2 separate regions of the Homo sapiens genome follow, and region 1 is linked to region 2. A link is an interaction called in ENCODE POLR2A ChIA-PET data of the cell type or tissue named here. Cell type or tissue: A673. All regions are shown on one strand. Links, peaks and the distances in the headings refer to the core of each region. The heading gives the core; the rest is flanking DNA. Region 1 has its middle 7.3 kb from the start of SRSF1. Region 2 overlaps CUEDC1 (CUE domain containing 1).

What was found. Peaks named below come from ENCODE experiments on the same cell type or tissue, not always from the same donor. Only the 100,000 strongest peaks of a DNase experiment are listed, where the experiment ranks them.
Region 1: POLR2A ChIA-PET joins it to region 2 with 9 read pairs; 29 of 35 experiments call an interaction of 5 or more read pairs at or near these places.

Annotation. Positions count from the first base shown.
Region 1 is chr17:58,011,824-58,017,194 of GRCh38, reverse strand. No RefSeq gene overlaps it. Among named protein-coding and RNA genes, the nearest start is that of SRSF1, 7.3 kb to the right of the region's middle. In A673, for the core only: no CTCF peak of the experiment used is centred there; no DNase peak of the experiment used is centred there.
Region 2 is chr17:57,863,912-57,869,282 of GRCh38, reverse strand. CUEDC1 (CUE domain containing 1) reads left to right here. Exons shown (of 11, transcript NM_001271875.2): 7 at 90-161; 8 at 1,040-1,133; 9 at 1,868-1,926; 10 at 2,739-2,809. The coding sequence ends at 2,806. Among named protein-coding and RNA genes, the nearest start is that of MRPS23, 17 kb to the right of the region's middle. RefSeq lists enhancers at 12-652, 1,067-1,156, 170-1,369. In A673, for the core only: CTCF peaks have their summits at 660 and 867; no DNase peak of the experiment used is centred there; H3K27ac peaks cover 1,475 bases.

The sequences.
Region 1 (5,371 bases), core at 269-5,268, 150 kb before region 2:
ATAATAGATCATTTTAAGAGCTGTTTCCTGCCAAAGTCATATTCTATTATTATCAGTAACGGGACAATAAAGATGGAAAGAATTAGCCAAAGATGAAACAAAATGAATGAAAGAATGAGGTGGGCAAGTCCTAAAATAAAATTACTAAGACTATATTATTAGATGACTTATTTGGGCTTAAAAGGTGGCCATCTTTTTTTTTTTTTTTTTTTTTTTTTTTTTTTTTTTTTGAGACGGATTCTTGCTCTGTCTCCCAGGCTGGAGTGCAGTGGCGCGATCTTGGCTCACTGCAAGCTCCACCTCCCAGGTTTTACACCATTCTCCTGCCTCAGCTTCCCGAGTAGCTGGGACTACAGGCATGCACCACCTATGCTCAGCTAGTTTTTTTTGTATTTTAGTAGAGACAGGGTTTCACTGTGTCAGCCAGGATGATCTCGAACTCCTGACCTTGTGATCTGCCTCGCCTTGGCCTCCCAAAGCGCTGGGATTACAGGCGTGAGCCACCACGCCTGGCTTGGCCATCTTTATTATACTGTGAAGTAAAAAAACAGGCTGGGCATGGTGGCTCACACCTGTAATCCCAGCACTTTGGGAGGCTGAGGTGGGTGGATCACGAGGTCCGGAGTTCAAGACCAGCCTGGCCAACATGGTGAGACCACCCCCCCCAACCCCATCTCTACTAAAAAAATAAAAAATTAACCAGACAAGGTGGCACACACCTGTAATCTCAGCTACTCAGGAGGCTGAGGCAGGAGAATTGCTTGAACCTGGGATGCGGAGGTTGCAGTGAGCTGAGATTGTGCCATTGCACTCCAGCCTGGGCAACAGAGAGAGACTCCGTCTTAAAAAAATAATAATAAAAATTAAAAAATGAAAAGAAATAAAAAAATCTTTATACCCATTGTGTCTATTCACTGACAGCAACATGATGAAGTTTCCATATAAACAGCATTCTGCTCACCTAACTTCCCAACTTTTTCAAAGAGCAGTCAGTAAATAGTCAATAATATTCATTTTAACAGATAATATACTGGTAATAAAGGGAGTTACAGCAGAAATCTGTCCTCAATATAACTTACTAAGGAAGATGAGACGAATATAAATGAAAATTTAAAATACACGGTTTCTTTCCTTTTCAGAGAATATTTATCCCTGAATCAAGTGGAGCAAGGGAACAGAGAATCTTGCAAGTGAATTGTTTCTGGAAGTAAACTCCTGTACACAGTGGAATCGAGTGGTAATCCCAACCTTTCTAAGTGTCTCTTTACCTAGTAGTAAAAATAAGAATTATGCGCTCAAAAGACAGTAGGGTTGGCACAAAAAATGTTGGAAACAGAGTTTCCAGATTAGGAAAGCCGTATTTCAGTGCAAATTACTCTTGGACTTCCCCCACTCCCAATAATACCTTTGGAGGATTGGTACTGGAGAGAGATTTTTCTAACTGTGGAGATACAGAGGTATTTCTTCCCCCAGTCATTTGGAAAAAAAAAGTTACTGAGTTATAATTTACATACCATACAATTCATCTGCTCTAAGTAGACAATGCCATGATTTTAAATATGTGCACAGTTATGTAACTATCACCACAGGTGGAGTTTTGAGTAGTAAGCAAATCACTGAAAAATTGTGTCTCGTGGCCGGGCGCGGTGGCTCATGCCTGTAATCCCAGCACTTTGGGAGGCCGAGGGGGGTGGATCACGAGGTCAGGAGATTGAGACCATCCTGGCTAACACAGTGAAACCCCGTCTCTACTAAAAATACAAAAAATTAGCCGGGCGTGGTGGCAGGCGCCTGTAGTCCCAGCTACTCGGGAGGTTGAGGCAGGAGAATGGCGTGAACCCGGGAGGCGGAGCTTGCGGTGAGCCAAGATCACGCCACTGCACTCCAGCCTGGGCGACAGAGCGAGACTCCGTCTCAAAAAAAAAAAAAAAAGTGTCTCGTGATTTCAGCTCTTACAGCAGTTAACTCTTTGAATTTCTTTCTTCTCCTACCCCCCAAGTAATCATTTCCAGGGTAAAGTATGGTGCTGACACTAATATGAGGGAACTTCAGGAAGTTTATGGAAAAAATGGAATTAAAAAATAAAAATAAAAACTTTATTTCTCCATATAAGCTCCATCAAGCTCAAGACACTTTCATAAGTAATGATACCAGCCATTTAGTCCATCCCTAAAGAACTTCAGGTCCTGGGAATTTAACCATGTCAATGTACTCTTTTTCACTTTTTAAATTTTTTAAAATTTATTTTGTTTATTTTTTTTAGATGGAGTCTCACTCTGTCGCCCAGGTTGGAGTGTAGTGGTGCAATCTCAGCTCACTGCAACCTCTGCCTCCCGGATTCAAGTGATTCTCCTGTCTCAGCCCCCACGAGTAGCTGATTCCAGGCGCACGCCACCATACCTGGCTAATTTTTCGTATTTTTAGTAGAGACGGGGTTTCACCATGTTGGCCAGGCTGGTCTTGAACTCCTGACCTCAGGTGATCTGCCCACCTTGGCCTCCCAAAGTGCTGGGATTCCAGGCATGAGCCACCGTGCCCAGCCCTTTTTCACATTATTATTAAAAAAAAAAAGGGGTGCCATTTAAACATTTTTAAAGATTAAGAAACAAAAAGATGTCAGAAGGAGTCAAATAAAGACTGCCAGGTGGATGCCTAATGATTTCCCATTAAACCTCTTGCAAAATTGCCCTTGCTTGAGAGGAATGAGCAGGAGCATTGTCATGGTGGGGAACTCTCCAGTGAAGCTTTCCTGGGCAGTTTTTTTTTTTTTTTTTTTTTGCTAAAGTTTTGGCTTTCTCATAATAAGCATATCTGCTTATTCTCATAATAAGCACAAATTATCATTCTTTGGCCCTCCAGAAAGTCAACAAGCAAAATGCCTTGAGCAGCCAAAAAAAACTGGTGCCATGATCTTTGCTCTGGGACTGATCCATTTTTGCTTTGACTGGACCACTTCCACCTCCTAGTATCCATTGTTTTGATTATACTTTGCCTTCAGGATTGTACTGGTAAAACCATGTTTCATGTCCTGTTACAATTCTTCAAAAAAATGCTTCAGGATCTTGATCGCACTTGTTTAAAATCTCCATGGAAAGCTCTGCTCTTGTGTGCAGCTGATCTGGGTGTGCAGTTTTAGTAACCTTTGAGTGGAAAATTTGCTCAGCTTAAATTTTTCAGTTAGAATTGTGTGAGCCAAACCAATTGAGATGTCTATGGTATTGGCTTTGGTTTCTGCTATTAATTGTTGGTCGTCTTTTATGAGAGCATGTGAGAAACAAACTTACCCATCCAAACCCAAAGAATTGTCTCAGAGACCCAGAGAACAGCAAAAGTGAGACTTTTAATGACAGTCTTGCAAGATTGGGTGTCTGATAGACAGGCACACCCAGCACAGTTTTTTTTAAATTAAATTTTATTTTTTTGAGATGGAGTTTTGCTCTTGTCACCCAGGCTGGGGTGCAGTGGCACGATCTTGGCTGACTGCAACCTCCGTCTCCCAGGTTCAAGTGATTTTCCTGCCTCAGCCTCCCAAGTAGCTGGGATTATAGGCACCTGCCACCATGCCCAGATAATTTTTGTATTTTTAGTAGAGATGGAGTTTTGCCATGTTGGCTAGGCTGGTCTCAAACTCCTGACATATGGTGATCCACCCGCCTCAGCCTTCCAAGGTGCTGGGATTACAGGTGTGAGCCACCACACCAGGCCCCAGCATAGTTGTTTTTTTTGAGACGGAGTCTTGTTCTGTCAACCAGGCTGGAGTGCAGTGGCGCAATCTCAGCTCACTGCAACCTCCACCTCCCAGGTTCAAGTGATTCTCCTGCCTCAGCCTCCCGAGCAGCTGGGACTACAGGTGCATGCCACCATGCCCAGCTAATTTTTGTATTTTTAGTAGAGACGGGGTTTCACCACGTTGGCCAGGATGGTCTCTTGACCTCATGATCTGCCTGCCTCAGCCTCCCAAAGTGCTGGGATTACAGGCGTGAGCCACCACACCTGGCCCCCAGCACAGTTTTTTAACAAGCAATTTATCCCCTAGTGTGCAGGTCCCTCCCCTGGTTTCTCACAGGCTGCGTACTATGGGGTCACAATCTTCCCAGACATTGACTATTAATTGTCGGGTAGGGGCTTTAGGGTTTTCTTAGGGTTGTCTTGCTGCATTTTATTGCAGCCCACAATGCATTGCAATCCTAGTTAGGTCAGGGGCAATTCAAGTATTTAACTTATGACCTAAGTAGCTGGGCAGGCTGATAAGAGAAGACAAAATGAGCTATTTTGCAGACTAGTAAACTTTCATCTTATACTAAACTTTTTTGGTTTGGGTGAAGGCAACTAAGGGGGGAAAGAGAAGTGCGGGGGAAGAGGGAGGCTGACAAGCAGGCATCAGCTGTCCAAGTAGGGGTCTAGTATGTTCTGTTTCTTCTGTAGTTTGCTGACCTAAGCCCATGTAAGGCATTTTGTCTTGAAAACGGACCACTGTATTTATTATTGCCTTCAAGCATGACAAGATTAATTTTTTCCTTGCAAATTGATGTGGGTAGTCTGCCACTGCAGGCTTCCTCTTCAACAGTGTCTCATCCCTTTTTTTTTTTTTTTTGAGACGGAGTTTTGCTCTTGTTGCCCAGGCTGGAGTGCAATGGCGCGGTCTCAGCTCACCGCAACCTCCACCTCCCAGGTTCAAGTGATTCTCCTGCCTCACCCTCCCTAGTAGCTGGGATTACAGGCATGTGCCACCACGCCTGGCTAATTTTGTATTTTTAGTAGAGACGGGGTTTCTCCATGTTGGTCAGGCTGGTCTTGAACTCCCGACCTCAGGTGATCCGCCTGCCTCGGCCTCCCAAAGTGCTGGGATTACAGGCGTGAGCCACCGCGCCCAGCATCCCTTCTTAAAGTGAACTCTCCAATTATAAAATACTGATTTCTTTGAGGCATTGTGCCCATAAACTTTTGGTAAAGAATTAATGATTTCACCATTTTTTCACCCAAGGTTCATCATAAATTTGATGTTTGTCCTTGCTTCAATTTTAACAGAATACATGTTGCTCTGATAGGGGCTCTTTTCAAACATATGTCTTATTCTTTTTAGTACCTCAAACTAGATCCTGTTCATACATGTTATAACAAGTTAGTATGAGTTTATTTTGGTGTAAAAAAATTTTGAAATCCATGCATGATTTGTTCATAATACACATTTTCCATGAACTTTTAAAAGTCTCCTCCTGAGATTATTGGATTGAATCAAAAGTATTTAAAAAGTTTCTCTTGGAGGAAGGAACTTTTAATAAACAGTAATAGTGTTAAAAATTAGGTTGCTTCCGACAATGAAGTTGGTAAAGTCCATGCTTACTAAATCAGCTGGTTGTGGCAGCAATTA
Region 2 (5,371 bases), core at 296-5,295:
TTGCATTTGTCCTCAGATGGGTGGGTAGGGCTGGGACAGCGGCCATGGCTGGCCACGGTGGCCGGCCTTCAGCAGGTGTCTCCTTCCAGGAACTGGCGACGCCAACCCCGCTGTGTCTGAAGATGCCTTATTCAGGGACAAGCTGAAACACATGGGAAAGTGTGAGTCCCACTCAGGCCCCGCTTCCCTCCCCAGCTTTTCTGAGACAGGCCCTGTGGCCTCCCAGGAGTGAGGGAGCCCCTCAGCACATGTAATGCAGCTGACTCTTGGTGAACCAGTGACATTTTCATCGCAGGCTGGCTCCCTCAGCCTTCCTGCCTCACTTCCCTCTACAGCTGAGTCTAGATACAAATTAAGTTTTAAATCCTCTTGAGCCAGATGTCTGCAGAAAAATAACGTGCCACACATGCCCTCACCGCAATCCTCATGTTCACGTTCTCTGTGGCTCGAGGAGGCTTGGCCGGAGCTGACTGCACAGAGAGGCCCTTGCTAAGCCTCTGTGGGGGTGGGGGACCTCTTTCCACAAAGTCCTACCAGCCTTGAATGCCCCCTTCCCTCCCCCTCACCTCCCCGCCACACAGACCCACAGCCATGTGTGAATGAGGCTGCGATCCTTTCAGGCTCCATTTCAAGGAAAATCTCGGATTAGTCATGGAAATCCCAGAACCAACTTTGGAGGTGGCTAGGGGAGGGGCGGGAAGGCGGTGGCGGCGGGAAAGCGAGCCAAGATGCGTTGCAGTGTGTTGCAGCTGGGGAGGGAATACTTGGATCTTGAGCCGCCTGCGGTCCCTGGGCCTGGCTCAGGGTGTCCTGTGCTGCCCCTGCAGGCTGACCCAGGATGTAGCCTCTTGCTCCTGGGGTGGCGTCCTCAGGGGTCTGCGATTCCTGTCATCTCTCCCTCCTCAGCTCCCACCCTTGCCTGCCCCCTGCTCCCTCTCCGGGGGGCCTTGGTCCTCCCCTGGCCTTTCCCACACCTGGGAGGAGGCCATCTGGTGTGCTGGCTGCTGAGAGAATGACTCACAGGTCTCTCTGCCCCCAGCCACCCGGAGGAAACTGTTTGAACTTGCCCGAGCCTTCTCAGAGAAGACCAAAATGAGGAAGTCAAAGAGGAAACACTTGTTGAAGCATCAGTCGTATCCTTTCCAGCCTGGCACTGGTGGGGGTGGTGGAAGCCAAGGGCCATGGAGCAAGACCCCTGTTGGACTCCCTGCAGCTGTGCCCTCCCCTGGGAGTGGAACCCGGCTCTGTGGCCTTCCCTTCCTCCTCCCCTCTCCTCCATGAGCTTGGCCACCAGTCCACTGCCCGTCTCTCGTTGCCAACCAGGGACCAGGCCTAGGGAGCAGGGCAGCAGCTCCTGTCTCCCTTCTGTAGGCCCAGAAGTTGTCCTATTAACTTTTTTTTTGGTCTGAGGTTATGTACTTCTTGGGAGAAAAAGTGGTTCTTCCATCAATATCAAACCTTCCCTTCATTTCTCTAGTTGAACTGGTGCACGAGTCCTCCTCACTCCAAGCATGTTGGCCCTCCCTTCCTCGAGTAGAAATACGGCTTTCCACCTTTTTATCAGAACTCCTATTCATGCTTCTCAAACAGGGCCTAGGATAGCAGAGGCTCAGCAGCCAGAGGGAAACAGGGAGGAAGCTGTTTCTCCATCCCCAGAGATGTAAGCTGGGCGAGAGTGTCAGGGCCTGGCCATACCACTGACCTCAGGAAAATGAGCCTGGGGGACAGTACTAAGGGTGTGGGGGGTCAGGTGGGTGTGTCAGGTACCTCCAGAGCTTTGAGGGGTGGGGCAGAGAGTCAGTGGGACTGGGAGGACTAGGGCAGTGTCCCCTCATCCCTGGGACGGTTTTCCTGAATGGCCTGGCAGGCTGGGGGCTGCCGCGTCAACAGCCAACCTCCTGGATGATGTGGAGGGCCACGCGTGTGGTGAGGCTGGAGGGGAGTCGTAAGCTCCAACTTCTCTATGATCGGTGATCTCCCAGCGGAGTTCCTGGGTGTTTCATGGGAGCACCCGCCCTGTCCCCTGGAGGAACACACTGAGGGTTGGTGGGCAGGTGACCCAAAGATATGGATCCCCCTGACTTGGTCGACATTGCTTCCCCCTTTCTGCAACCCCTGAAAAGGGGCCCTAGCCCTACTTCCACCTAGATGTGTACCTGTAGCATGAAGTGCCAGGTACTGTTTCTGGGGAATATTCTTTTGGGTGTGAGGTGGCAGACAGGCCTGCCCCCATGGGGGACCCTCGGCCTGAGAACCAAGCACTGGGCAGCTTCAGTCTGTGGGCCCAGAGGCTTCTCAACTTTCACCCAGTCCCTTCCAAAGGCCACGTGGGCCAGAAGACTCTGCCTCAGACCCTCCTGGGCCCGCAGCTGAACCCTGATCCTCATGCCACATTCGAGGGTCAGGAGGCATCCAGAAACAAGGACTGGAAGGGCCTCAGAGGTCATCTAGATAGTCCAGCTTTTCCATCCCATTTTATAGATGAGGAAATTTGAGGCCCAAAGACGAGGGGAGAACTTGTCCAAGGTCTCAGAGCTCAGTGGTGGACCCTGGCCAGCACCTGAGTGTCCTGCTGCCTCTCTCCCTGGACCCATGCATCGTCTACCTGGGGGGATCTGCATGGGTCCCAAATGAAGGGGGCAGAGAGAGTCGGGTCAGCTCTCTTGCCCAGTCTAGGGGCCGTGCCTGAGCGAGGCCCTGCAGGGTAGAGGATGAGGCAGCTTCCCTCTCCTTTTCAGATGAAGACTTCCGGGGCAGGCGTCAGGAGGCACCCAAGGTGGAGGAAGGCCTGCGAGAAGGACAGTAAGAGGTAAGGCCTGGAGCCATAGCAACCCAGGGACTGCCCAAGGCCAGGGCCCCCCACACTATGCACCCCACATGTCCTCCCAGGTGTCCAGAGGCGCTGGGCTCAGGCAACTGGGTAGCACAGGCCCCACGTGTCTTCCCTCATAGTTGCGGCAGGGACACGGGCGTGGGAACTAGTTCATTGCATGTCTTTTTTGGTTATTTATTCATTTGACAAAAGATGAGCACACCTGCCTATGACAGATGCTGAGAACAGGAAAACAAAATCAGCTTTGACCTTGAAGAGTTTACAGTCCAGTTGAGAAGACAGTCCAGGACACACGTAGCACACTGAGAGGATGATTTAAGAAAAACTGGCTGGGCACGGTGTCCCATGCCTGTAATCCCAGCACTTTGGGAGGCCAAGGTGGGTGGATCAGCTGAGGTCAGGAGTTCGAGACCAGCCTGGCCAACATGGTGAAACCCTGTCTCTGCTAAAAATACAAAAATTAGCCTGGCGTGGTGGCAAGCGCCTGTAATCCCAGCTACTTGGGAGGCTGAGGCAGGAGAATCACTTGAATCTGGGAGGCGGAGGTGGCAGTGAGCTGAGATCGCGCCATTGCACACCAGCCTGGGCGACAAGAGTGAAACTTCATCTCAAAAAAAAAAAAAAAAGAAAAAGAAAAACTGAGGTGGTCTCAACCCGGCTGTGCACACACACAACTCTCTCCAGCCCCCTGCTTGGGTTGGGTGGGCTGGGATCTGCCACACCAGGATGAGGAAACCCTCCTGAGGCAGCGGTTTCTGGCTGAAGCCCCAGGGCTCCAAGCCATTTCTCCTCCTCGCTTCCTGTGCACCCTCTTGGGGAGAAAAAGAAAATACCAAGGCCTCCTCCAGGAGTTGGCCAAGACAGCTGTCCCTTTTCCAGCCCCCGTTTACCATGGGAGAGGGGAAGCTGCCCGGCCTTCCCCAGCCACTTGTTTGGTCCCAGTGGGCAGCATCTACAAGGCTTTCTTGAGTTGATGGTGTGGCAGGTATGGCCCTGTGTCAGACGATGGAGAAATACTCACTTGCCTCAGGATAGTCACAATGGAGGGAAACCGGGAACAAGTAAATACAAGTGCCCTCTCCTCTCTGCCTGGGCAGCTGGCCCCCACACCCACTCCACCTGACTCCCTACCACATCTCCCACCAGGCACTGCAGCCCCTTCTATTCCCCTCAGGCTTTCCTCAAACACAAAGCCGCGGCCCACTTCCCACTGTCCTGGAATGCCCAGATAGAGCCTGCCGGGGAATCGCCTCCACTGTCACCCCACGCTGCTACTATCTCCACGCCCTTCTCCTTCCTACTGGTCCCCAGGGAGAACGGGTCCTGTCCAAACCACCCCTACATCAGAAACTTGCTCATCATTCATTCATTCATTCATTCATTCATTCATTTTGAGACAGAGTCTCGCTCTGTTGCCCAGGCTGGAGTGCAGTGGCACAATCTTGGCTCATTGCAACCTTCACCTCTCAGGTTCAAGCGATTCTCCTGCCTCAGCCTCCCGAGTAGCTGGGATTATAGGCACCCACTATCTTGCCTGGCTAATTTGTTTTTGTATTTTTAGTAGAGATGGATTTTTGCCATGTGGCCAGGCTGGTTTCGAACATCTGACCCCAGGTGACCTGCCCGCCTGGACCTCCCAAAGTGCTAGGATTACAGGTGTGAGCCACCGTACCTGCACCTCATCATTTATTTCTGTCCTAGGACTTCCAGCTTGTCCCCTTCCAGCTCCTTCTGCAAGTTGACATCCTCCTCCTCCTCCCCTTAAACACCAAGGGTCCTTGAGTCTTCCCTGCCATCCTCCTTCATCCACTGCAGGCTGACAGCCCCTCCCATCACTCGGATTGACTCGGAGGTCACCCAGCAGCTCAGGGCCTTAGCATCTTCTGCATTCTTATGGTGCTCTTCCACACGCACTCCCCTGATCTCTCCTGAAGCTGCCCTCCCTTGGCTCCTGTGACCCCAGGAAGCCAGGTTCTCCTTCCTCTCTCCTGGCTCCTGTTGCTCCGCCCACTCCCTAAATACTGGCTCTCCTTGTTGCTCTGCCCTTGACCCTCTTCGAAGTCTTCTCACTGCCCACTCTGGCAGTGCCTCCGCCCTCTTTTATAGCACCAGCAACACTTCTGCGCATCTGGCTCCTACATCTGAATCTCCATCGCAGTTAGGCTTCCAGAGCTGCTTCGTGTCCCCAGCTGCACCCAAGATTTTCTTTTCAGCCTTGGATAGCAACTCAGTCTCTCCTCCTGACTGCCCCCTTTCATTCTCTTTTCTATTCCTTCCATTACCACCCTGATAGATGCTCATCACCTAGGTCACAGCCCTGTTCTCTTCACTGCCCCTACCTACTCTGATTATCCCACCACCAAAACACCACTTTAGTTCCATTTTTCCTGTGCTCTTTGAATGAATCTTTTTTTTTCTTTTTCTTTTCTTTCTTTTTTTTTTTTTTTTTGAGATGGAGTCTCGCTCTGTTGCCCAGGCTAGAGTGCAGTGGTGCAATCTCCACTCACTGCAACCTCCCCTTCTCAAGTTCAAGCCATT